2 separate regions of the Homo sapiens genome follow, and region 2 is linked to region 1. The links are chromatin contacts, found by Hi-C or POLR2A ChIA-PET in ENCODE. All regions are on one chromosome and are shown on one strand. The core of a region is the stretch at or near the end of the contact, and the rest is flanking DNA. Distances in the headings are between cores, read along the strand shown.

Region 1 (4,481 bases), core at 1,238-3,737:
AGGTGTGTGCGTCCTGAAAAAAAATCTACAAGCACTCTATTTTTCTTTCATCCTTTTACCGAATTGTTTTAATATGCCTTTTATACAATGCTCATGAATCTTTTTTGTTAAGACCACAAAAGCAATAAAAATGCATCCTCCTTGGACATACTGGTGTTGAGAGAAGCCACAGCTGGTCTATTACAAGGTTTTCACTCTGGCGATCACATTTTATTGCACTGATGACATGCAGAATTCCTTAGCTGACAGGTGATGGGGACAAAGAGCAGACACCTCACTGGTACCTGGTGCCAGGCTGCCTGCTCCCTTTGCCCTTCCTCCCAGTCTTGGCTTCCAGCCCTTATTTTAGGTCATGCTTTTCCCATCTATGTCAATGCCCAGCACACGGTGTGCCCCATTAAAACTCTGAGAACAGAAGAGTTGGAGGTTAGAGACATTCATCTGGGTTAATCACAGAACTTTCCACCTCAAGATTGGGGTCCTTGACATCTGTCCCCTCCCTCTTCCAGGCCGGCCTCACCACCTCCTTCTCTCTGGTCCTGGCAACTCCTCCAGACTTTTGGCAACAACATAGATGTCACATTCTTGTTACTACGTAGGACTGAGTTCATCTTCTTTTTAGTGATCGGTCCTTCAGATGTTTGGGCTGGGTTTGTTGCTACCACCATTATTATTATGAATAATTATAGCTGCCGATTATTGAGGGGTTATTGGGTACCAAATGCCATACATCCATAGTCATGGTCTCATTTAATCCATACAACAGCCAATGAGGTAAGTGCTATTATTCCATTTCACAGACGAGGAAACTGAAGCTTGCAAAAGTTGAGTATTACAGCCACAGAGCTAATAAAAGAAAATTGTAATTCCAGGCTTGCTTATTCCAAAGCTCATGCTCTTCACATTATGCTTATTTGCGATTCTTTTTCCATCTGTGGAAAGAGGAGGAGGGTGTAAAAGAATGGCTTTCACTAGACCTACAGTTCTGTTGTGGTTTTGTATGTACATGGTAAATGGAGACTACCATGACGTGGACACCCTTGCTGTCTAGGCTCTAGTGTCTTATAAAAGGGCTCTAAGGTGTGTGTGTGTGTGTGTGTGTGTGTGTGTGTGTCGCGCACACACACACACTTCTAAATGTAAAGAGAGGGCCATCCAGAGGTAGAGGGCTGTCAGGTAAGAAAATGACTCCGGAATTCAGCACACCTGGGTTCTGCCTCAGCTCTGACACTCATCAGCTTGTTATCTTAAGCAACCCGCTTCCCCTCCCTGTACCTCAGTTTCCTTATTTGTAAAAGAGGAATAACAAAGCCTAGGTCACTGTTAAGTGCATTAAGTGAGATCAATGGAAAGCGTCCAGAGGAGTGCCCAACCAAAGTTGGCATTCGAAAGTAAGGGTGTCCCTGTCCCACATTCTCTGGTGCAGGAGGGTTTCCCAAAGCAGCGTTGGGAAGAGAGAGAAGTGTGAGCCTTTGCCTGGGTGCATGCTCAAAGATGCAGTTTTGGGGAGGAGGGTACTTTGCAAACCCCAGCAAGTTTTCCACTGGGAACTGCTGGATTGTATGTTGGGAGCTTTGGAGTGAGGTTTGGGCCTTACCCCCCCCTTGGCCTCCCCAGCTGTTCGGGAGGGTGCAGGTCTGCTCCCCACACACACCCTCCCTTCTGCTTTCTTCCCCATGCATCTCAACCTAACCAAAGTTCACGCCCAGCCCTCGCTTTCTTTCCTGACTGCCACTCAGACCACAGACACGCGGGGCAGGGGCCACACTGGGTGGGGCTGCAGGTGGTCTGCAGGTCTCAGAGGGGGGTCTGGACTGAAGAGTTAGCCCCCTCCTGCTGTGAACCTCCTATTCTTAGAAAACCAGGGACTCCAAAAGCACTCCTGACCCCGCTCCCAGCCACAGACAGACACAGCGACCCACACAGACTTAGAGACACACACGTAGGCACACAGACACATAGAGATACAGACCCCCACCCCAAAACATGTACAGATATGCAAAGATATGCAGAGACACAGCCACATAGAGACAGACACACACAGAAATATGAACAGATGTATACACACATAGACACAGACCCACGCACACAGAAACATGTACAGATATGCAAAGACATGCAGAGATGCACACACAGACACACAGAAATACCCAGACACATAGAGACACATACATAGACGCAGACACACACGGAGACACTATGACGTGAACAGTGTGTGCGCGCACACACAGGTTCCCTCCCACCCGGCAGGCGCTGCCCTCTGCCCCGCGGCCCCCACCCCTGCGGCTCTGCCTCTTTGGTCTAATAAGGGTAGGTGAGAAAGCATTGTGAGATTCCGGAGATATTTCCTGGCTCCCCGCATGCTCCTTCTGTGGCGCGTCCAGCTGAATGTTCAGCTCTGGGCAAGTGTCCAGGGCCCGGGGCCCCAAGGCTGAGTCATGTAGACAAAGATTCCGAGGCCCTGAGTAGCCTTTCTAGATCCCCGGCCTTTAAAAAAACACCGCAGGATGCCCTAGGAGGCAGCGAAGTTTCCCACAGAAACTCCACTTTGTGCAGATTTAATCACAGGGCATTTAAATAGCATCATCTGGAGGTAATTTGGAATTTAAATTACCAGGCTAGAGGAAATTTTTTCTACCAAAAGAAGGGCTTGGAATATTATATTGTGTTGGTTATCGATCAGCCATTTGCAAGGGATTACAAAAGTGGTAAGGCCTGTTTTATACAATATGTTAGAACAATTTACAGCAGGATTTGGTCATCACTAGTGTAACTGGTATTACTTGTTCCACAAAGCTTGGGGCAAGAAATGACACATTTCATGAATTTCTAAATCAAATCGTCCTTAGACCCCACACCTACTAGGACCTCAGAAAAATTCAATCCCAGCCTCTTTTCAAGGCCCCTCCTCTCCTCCTATGCAGAACTCTGAGGCCTCAGGATCCTTGAAACTTGGGGGAAGGGCATCAGGTCTGTGACGATCACTGCCCAGTGGCTCATTGTCCATGCCCAGGTAAACCAGTAAAAGGCTGCTGCTCACGGCATCCTCCAAATTCAAGGCCACAGTGCAAGTGTCCAGTCCCCAGAAGCACACTGCCCACCCAGCCACTCCCCAGAGGCCTTGGCACCTCAGGGTCCTGGGTAAGAGGCTGGGCACCCAAGGGTCCTGCCAGTCCTTGAATGACCTCTAGCCCTTGGCCCCCTCCCCAGCCCTCGCAATCTCTAACAGTAAGTGTTAGGTCTACAGACCCTTAGAAAATCAAAGAAAGGCCTTTAACTTTCCCCCAGAGCAAGAGAAGCCTAGCCTTCAAGACAGGAAGGCCTCTGGAGAAGAAGAAGAGGAAATCCCCCACATTCTTTTCCAGTGAGCTACATAAGAAAAACAGACATGGTTAATTTATCAATTGCAGTGGCCAGTCACTTCTTAGTCAATAATTACCTGATTTACTTAATAATCCTTACTCTTCAGGGAGTAGATAGAGCTGTGGTCCAAAAAAAAAATCCAAAAAATCAACAAACAAACCCCTTTCTTTGAATAAAGATGATGAAATCTCTTGACTTCTGTAATATTCAGAGTCCCTCTGGATCACTTCCGTTTGGACAGGAATGGGTTCAGTCCTAAACAGCTTGGTGTCTAGTAGCTCAGTCTCTTTGTTCCCTTTCATGGAACAGTTGCACCCCTATTTGAGGACTGACAAGGGTGCGATGAGGGGTGACCCTGCAACTCAGGTAAACCCAGGCTAGCTCCGACTCACACCCAGCACCACACAGGCGGTAGAGCTTAAGGTTGGAAGGAATGGCTGTGGAATCAGATAAAACAGAGTTTGAGTTCTGGCTCTGTCACTTTTTATCTGTGTGACTTCAGGCAATTTACTTTACCTCTCTGAGCCTCAATTTCTTCCTTTCTAAAATAGGGATGATAAAGTGCCTCATAGGATGATGGAGAAGTTAAATGGCAGCCATGCAGACATGCCAGGATAGTGGTGTAAATTCATGCTGCAATGTACGCCCTCTGCTCCAAATACTCTCTGCTCTATATGTGATAGAGAAATGTAAGGTAAAATGACACAGCCACATTTGAAAAGCAATATTAGTGTCTCTGAAGACAAGACCAAGATGCATCCATGTCCCTCCTCTAGGGTCCCTAATAGGATTGACCCTATTTGCCTATGGTGATGATCAGCTTTGTCTTCATCCCTTTTTCATTCTTCCCAGCCCCCGCCCCACTCCTATTCGTTGAATCATTTCCTAAAATAAACAAGCTGCAGACAAGCCATTATTTCAGAGTCTGCTTTGTGTGTGTGTGTGTGTGTGTGTGTGTGTTGGGGGGACTAAGACAGCTGGAAAGGAGAAAAACCAAAGCAAAACAAAAGGGTGGGAAATAGAAAACAAAATATGGCAGGAATCAGTTAAACTATACGTCATTATAATAAATGTAAACAGATTACCTCTCAAATGAAACATTCTCAGATTAGATAAAA
Region 2 (4,517 bases), core at 249-2,748, 100 kb before region 1:
AAAAAAAAAAATGCTATTTGAGAGATAGTCTTGTTCAGCCCTTCTAAAACTCTTCTGTTCACTTGCCCTAGTTTTAAGGGTTCCCATCTGGTATCTTAGTCTTGGGATGTCCCTGTGCTGTGGAGTTGTCTGTGGGACAGTAACCATATTTATGTTACTCTTTACTATTTTGCTATATAATATTCTATTGTTATTAAGTTATAGTTTATAATTTCCATGATTATTCTTCCTTTTACCCATTAATTATTTAGAGGGGCATTCAGAAATTTTCTTAACACATGGGTTGTGTGGAAATGTTTTGGTTACTGACGTTATAATTTTATTGCACTGAGGTTTGTGAATATGATCTGTATAATATCAATTCTTTGATGCCTTTTGGTATTTTCTTTGTGGCCTAGGGTACATGGTTAGTTCTTGTAAGTATGTACTTGAATAGCTGTTTATTCTTTATTTTTGAGGTGCAAGTTTTCATAAATAACTGTGGTTCGACTCTGCTGTATCCTTCACAATTTTTTGGTCTGATTCAATGCTTTCTGAGAGAAGTGATTAAAATCTACCACTTTGATTATTCATTGTCAATAATATCTTTTTGTCGGTTTTTGCTTTATATATTTCGAAGTTGTGTTGTAAGGTTACACAGGTTCAGGTTAACTATATTTTTTTTTTTGGTGAATTGTTCTTTATCAAGACCTTTTTATTGCCAAGTTTTTGTCTTAAGGCTTATTTTGTTTCAAATTAATATTGTCAAGATCAACTTCTTTTAGTTAGTATTACCTGGAATATTTTTTCTTAATCTTTTGGTTTTGATCCTTTCCTGTTTTTGGTTTTAAATGTGTCTTTTAGAATAGCTTTTAGCTGGATTGCAGTGCCTAGACCACTGCCTAGTATGCATAGTAGGTGCTTAATAATTATTTGTTGAATGAATGAATGAAAAAATTAAATCTAATCTGAAAATTTATCCTTTAACAGATGAGTTTAATCTGTTATAATTCTTGTGATTATTGATATTTGACCGACTTCTACCACTTTTTGTTTTCTAAATACATGTTTTATATTTCCTTCTCTTTTTATTTTCCTGCTTTATTGACTTCTACTGGATTAGTCGAATAGGTTTTATTTCATTTCCCCTTCTACTATATTGAAAGTGATTCCTTTTCTGTTGTTGAGAAGTGATTGAGTTCTCAATCACTTCCTATCTCTGTGCTACCAAGAAGAAAATAGAGAAAAGAAATAATAACAGCTATTTATTGTATATCTTGGTCAACATTTGGAATAAAGGACATTTGCTAACTATGCCCTTTGATCAGCACAATAACCCTGTAAATTCAATGTTAGAATGCCCATTTTACAGATAAGAACTTCGAGATTCAGATAGTTTAAGTGACCTGTCCAAGGCCCTACAGCCAGTGACCAGCAGATCTGGGGATGAAACTTGTTCTCTGTGATTTCACAGTATGCGTTTCCTGCTGCCAGCCACACTGCTGATGCAAAGGCCAACCCCAGATTGCTGTAGGACAGTTATCACAGTATTTCTTAGTTCCCACAGCCATATTCTGGTCACCAGACCTTGTTATCTCCGTGTCCTTGTGATAATTCAGAAATGGAAATGAATGAACACAGGCCTGGGGTACAAGTTCTGGGCACAAGAGAGCCATGAGCTGAGAAGTAAACAGAACCCTTAAAGCCCTCCAAAATTAAATTGGTCATAATCTGAATGAATTCTGTCAACTCTTTTTAATAACATCTCCAAATCAGCCACTTACTGTGTTGGGAATGCATTCTCTTCTCCCATTTGATACTTAGCTGGAGCCCGTTAATAAGCAGACAAAAAGAACTGTAATTCTTGCTACTATCTCTGCAAATTGATTTTCAGCTATTTGTTCTTTCTTCAAACAGCTTCCAATCTGCTTTGATTGTCTCCCTCTGGAAAGGGTCTGACGGCCCAGATTAGAGAGGGGGAGGAACATAGGGCCACATGGTCACTGGCTATAGGAGAGCAAGGACAGAAGCTTCTGAAGCTGTATTAATATTCAGTGTCAGTCGCAGGATGGATGGGAGAGGGAACAAGCTTCGGGAGCCTTTGATGAGGTCACCCACAGAGGAGGCAGGTGCTATGAATAAGATTACCCACAATCCCACAAGCTCCCGATGAATTCCCATTGCAGTAAACAATGTCCAGTGGAATGGTAATCCTGGGGTTGGATGTCCTGCTGATTTTGCAGGGGTACAGGTGCATCTTTGTCTGAAAGGGCGGTGTTCCTTTCTAGGATGAGAGTATGAAAGAATGTGACCAAATTTCTGAAATTCCATTCAGGGACTGCAGCCATGCCCAGTAACTGCACCCGCAAGCGTGTCTGCGAGGCGTGCAGCCCGGGCTGGCCAGAGGGCCTCACTGGGCCCTGTTCAGGATTTCATCTCTAGTGGAGGCACATGCGTCAACTCGCCCTTGAGAGGCACTTTTCAAAGTGGGTACCATCTGAATCCAAGCCAGTTGGTGGGGGTACAGGGTTGGTTGTGCCTGTTAAAATGTGGATCTGGGGCCCCACCCTAGACTTACTGAGTCAGAATCTAATAGGAGGATGCCAGGAATCTACATTTCCAATAAGTGGCTGGGGTGATTTTGGTACCAAGTCTAACTTGTTCTTCAGGGACTCTCTGCAGGTGCCGGCAGCCTCCTGTTGGGTGGCTGGGCTGGTGCGAGGGGGCACATACTGTTAGAGTAGATGAATAGTTAGACATAAACAAAAAAGAGAGCCCCTGGGGAGGAAGTTTTGGAAAATGTTATGTTCCAGAGACTACTTAAAACATGTATGTTAAATATAAACAGAGAGGAGGGAAAATGCCAATGCAGAAAAAGTGCCCCCAAACGCTCCTTAAGACGTCTTGTAATTTTGTAGTTAACCTGTCAAAATGTAGCTAGCTATGTATTAATAGAAAGGTAAAAAGGGCAAAGAAAATATTCCTAAGAAATCCACAGGCACAGTAAGTACAGTTGTAACCCCCCTGTGACCCTTCTGTGGTGGCGGTACATGAGCAAGGCCACCATTAGGTAAGGTTCGTATTGATTACCTGGCCCTGCACAAGTGTATCAATGACAGTGAGGGAAATTCCACAAACCTAGGTGAAAACTAGGAGGGAGCAAAAGTGGAGACTTAAAACAAAAGCAGAAAACTAAACAAAGAAAAAGGTGGAGTGTTAAGATGGAGGCAGGAGCTTAAAGAAACAGTCTGGCATAATAAAAACTGCAATACAAAAGTATCAGGGCTGCTCCCAGCCGGAAGAGCCCAGTCCTCTCTTGGAGTTTACTCTTATTTCCTTTTGCTTACTTTACTAATTGGTCTCTTAGCCAAATTCTTTCCTCCAGAAGGACTAAAAACCGAAGACTCCACACTTCCCAGTAACAATAGGAAGTGACAGAAGGGCCCTGGATGAGGAATCCTGACCCCAGCTTTCTCCTTAGCTTGCTCTGTGACTTTGAGCACGTCATGTTGTCACCGTGGGCCTCATTTTCTGGTCTGTTAAGTAAGTGCCACCCAGAGCTTCTTAGTAGAGGAACAGGACCAGAATTAATGGCCCAACTCTCTGTTTTGGACATAAGAGTCTGAGGTGGGAGTAGAACTTCTGACTGGAGGTAATAATTACAGCTCGTTTTCATCGCATGCTTACTGTGTGCCAGGCACTGCTGTAGAGATTTAGGCATGAGTATTTTTCTTTCATCACAGCCCCATGAGGTTGCACTTTCATATTATCAGTTTACAGATAAAGAACATGAGGCGAAGAATAGTTAAGGTCATAGCTAGTAAGAGGTGGAACAGGATTCCAAACGCAGACACTCAGACACCAGAACTTTCGCTGTTACAATAAAGATCTACTATATCTCTCCATCGTAAATGTCCTGCTGGCAATTGGAAATACCTGAAACAGCTAAGAGGCTTGCTCATCAGGCAGATGTGGCAGTCATCAAAATAGAGGTGACAGGTGGAAAGCCAGAGAGATATTTAAAGAGTGTGGAGTTGCAGCACCAGTAAATACCTGTTGACTTAACCAGCCCAGGGTAACAGCCCTTTGAACTTCTGTATGGTTGTAAAAATGTGACTTTGTTGAGGGGAGTTTAAAGCATGATTGCAGGTAGGTGTAGAAATCTTGGGTGAGGGGAAGGGGACATTTGCTAGCACCCTGCCCCCACCTGCCCAGCATGCTCTAGAGGTAATGGCCCTTTCCTTTATAGAGATTTAGGGCCGGAAATAGGTCCCTGCTCATTGTTTCAGAGCTCTGAAGACACGTTTGGGAAGTTACAAAGCAACCATGATGCCATACTTCCTTCACCGTAGAGACTTGTCCAGTAGATGACACTGGGTGTAATTTGGTCTCAGGCAGAACTGGGCCAGAATTTGATAGTGGGTAAAGCAGGTCCTTGCAGAAGGCTAAATTACAGGGGGTAATGCCTCCTTGCTAGTCCTCCTGGACTAGCAAGGGGCTGGATTTTCCATGGAAGGGAATGACCTTGTTGGTGGCAG

Evidence for each region. Hi-C counts contacts between places; a loop is a spot of excess contacts on that map. ChIA-PET counts read pairs that join two places held with the same protein, here RNA polymerase II (POLR2A). Pooled maps may share reads with other maps.
Region 2: a map of heart left ventricle shows a loop between it and region 1 (6-fold over the local background). The contact joins two enhancer-like sites. A Hi-C loop is called at or near these places in 11 of 168 maps with a recorded cell type or tissue (Calu3, HepG2, MCF 10A and 8 more) and 7 of 50 pooled maps. POLR2A ChIA-PET finds 5 or more read pairs at or near these places in 4 of 52 experiments (AG04449, PC-9, WTC11 and 1 more).

The regions. Positions count from the first base shown.
Region 1 is chr15:62,895,102-62,899,582 of GRCh38, reverse strand. No RefSeq gene overlaps it. Among named protein-coding and RNA genes, the nearest start is that of MIR190A, 73 kb to the right of the region's middle. RefSeq lists an enhancer at 1,223-1,988. Within about 2 kb of position 2,487, at least 22 of the 41 ENCODE cell types and tissues checked have a DNase peak (open chromatin) inside an H3K27ac peak, as active enhancers do; they include heart left ventricle and heart right ventricle, where a contact is called at or near this core.
Region 2 is chr15:62,997,917-63,002,433 of GRCh38, reverse strand. No RefSeq gene overlaps it. Among named protein-coding and RNA genes, the nearest start is that of TPM1, 43 kb to the left of the region's middle. Within about 2 kb of position 1,498, at least 4 of the 41 ENCODE cell types and tissues checked have a DNase peak (open chromatin) inside an H3K27ac peak, as active enhancers do; they include heart left ventricle and heart right ventricle, where a contact is called at or near this core.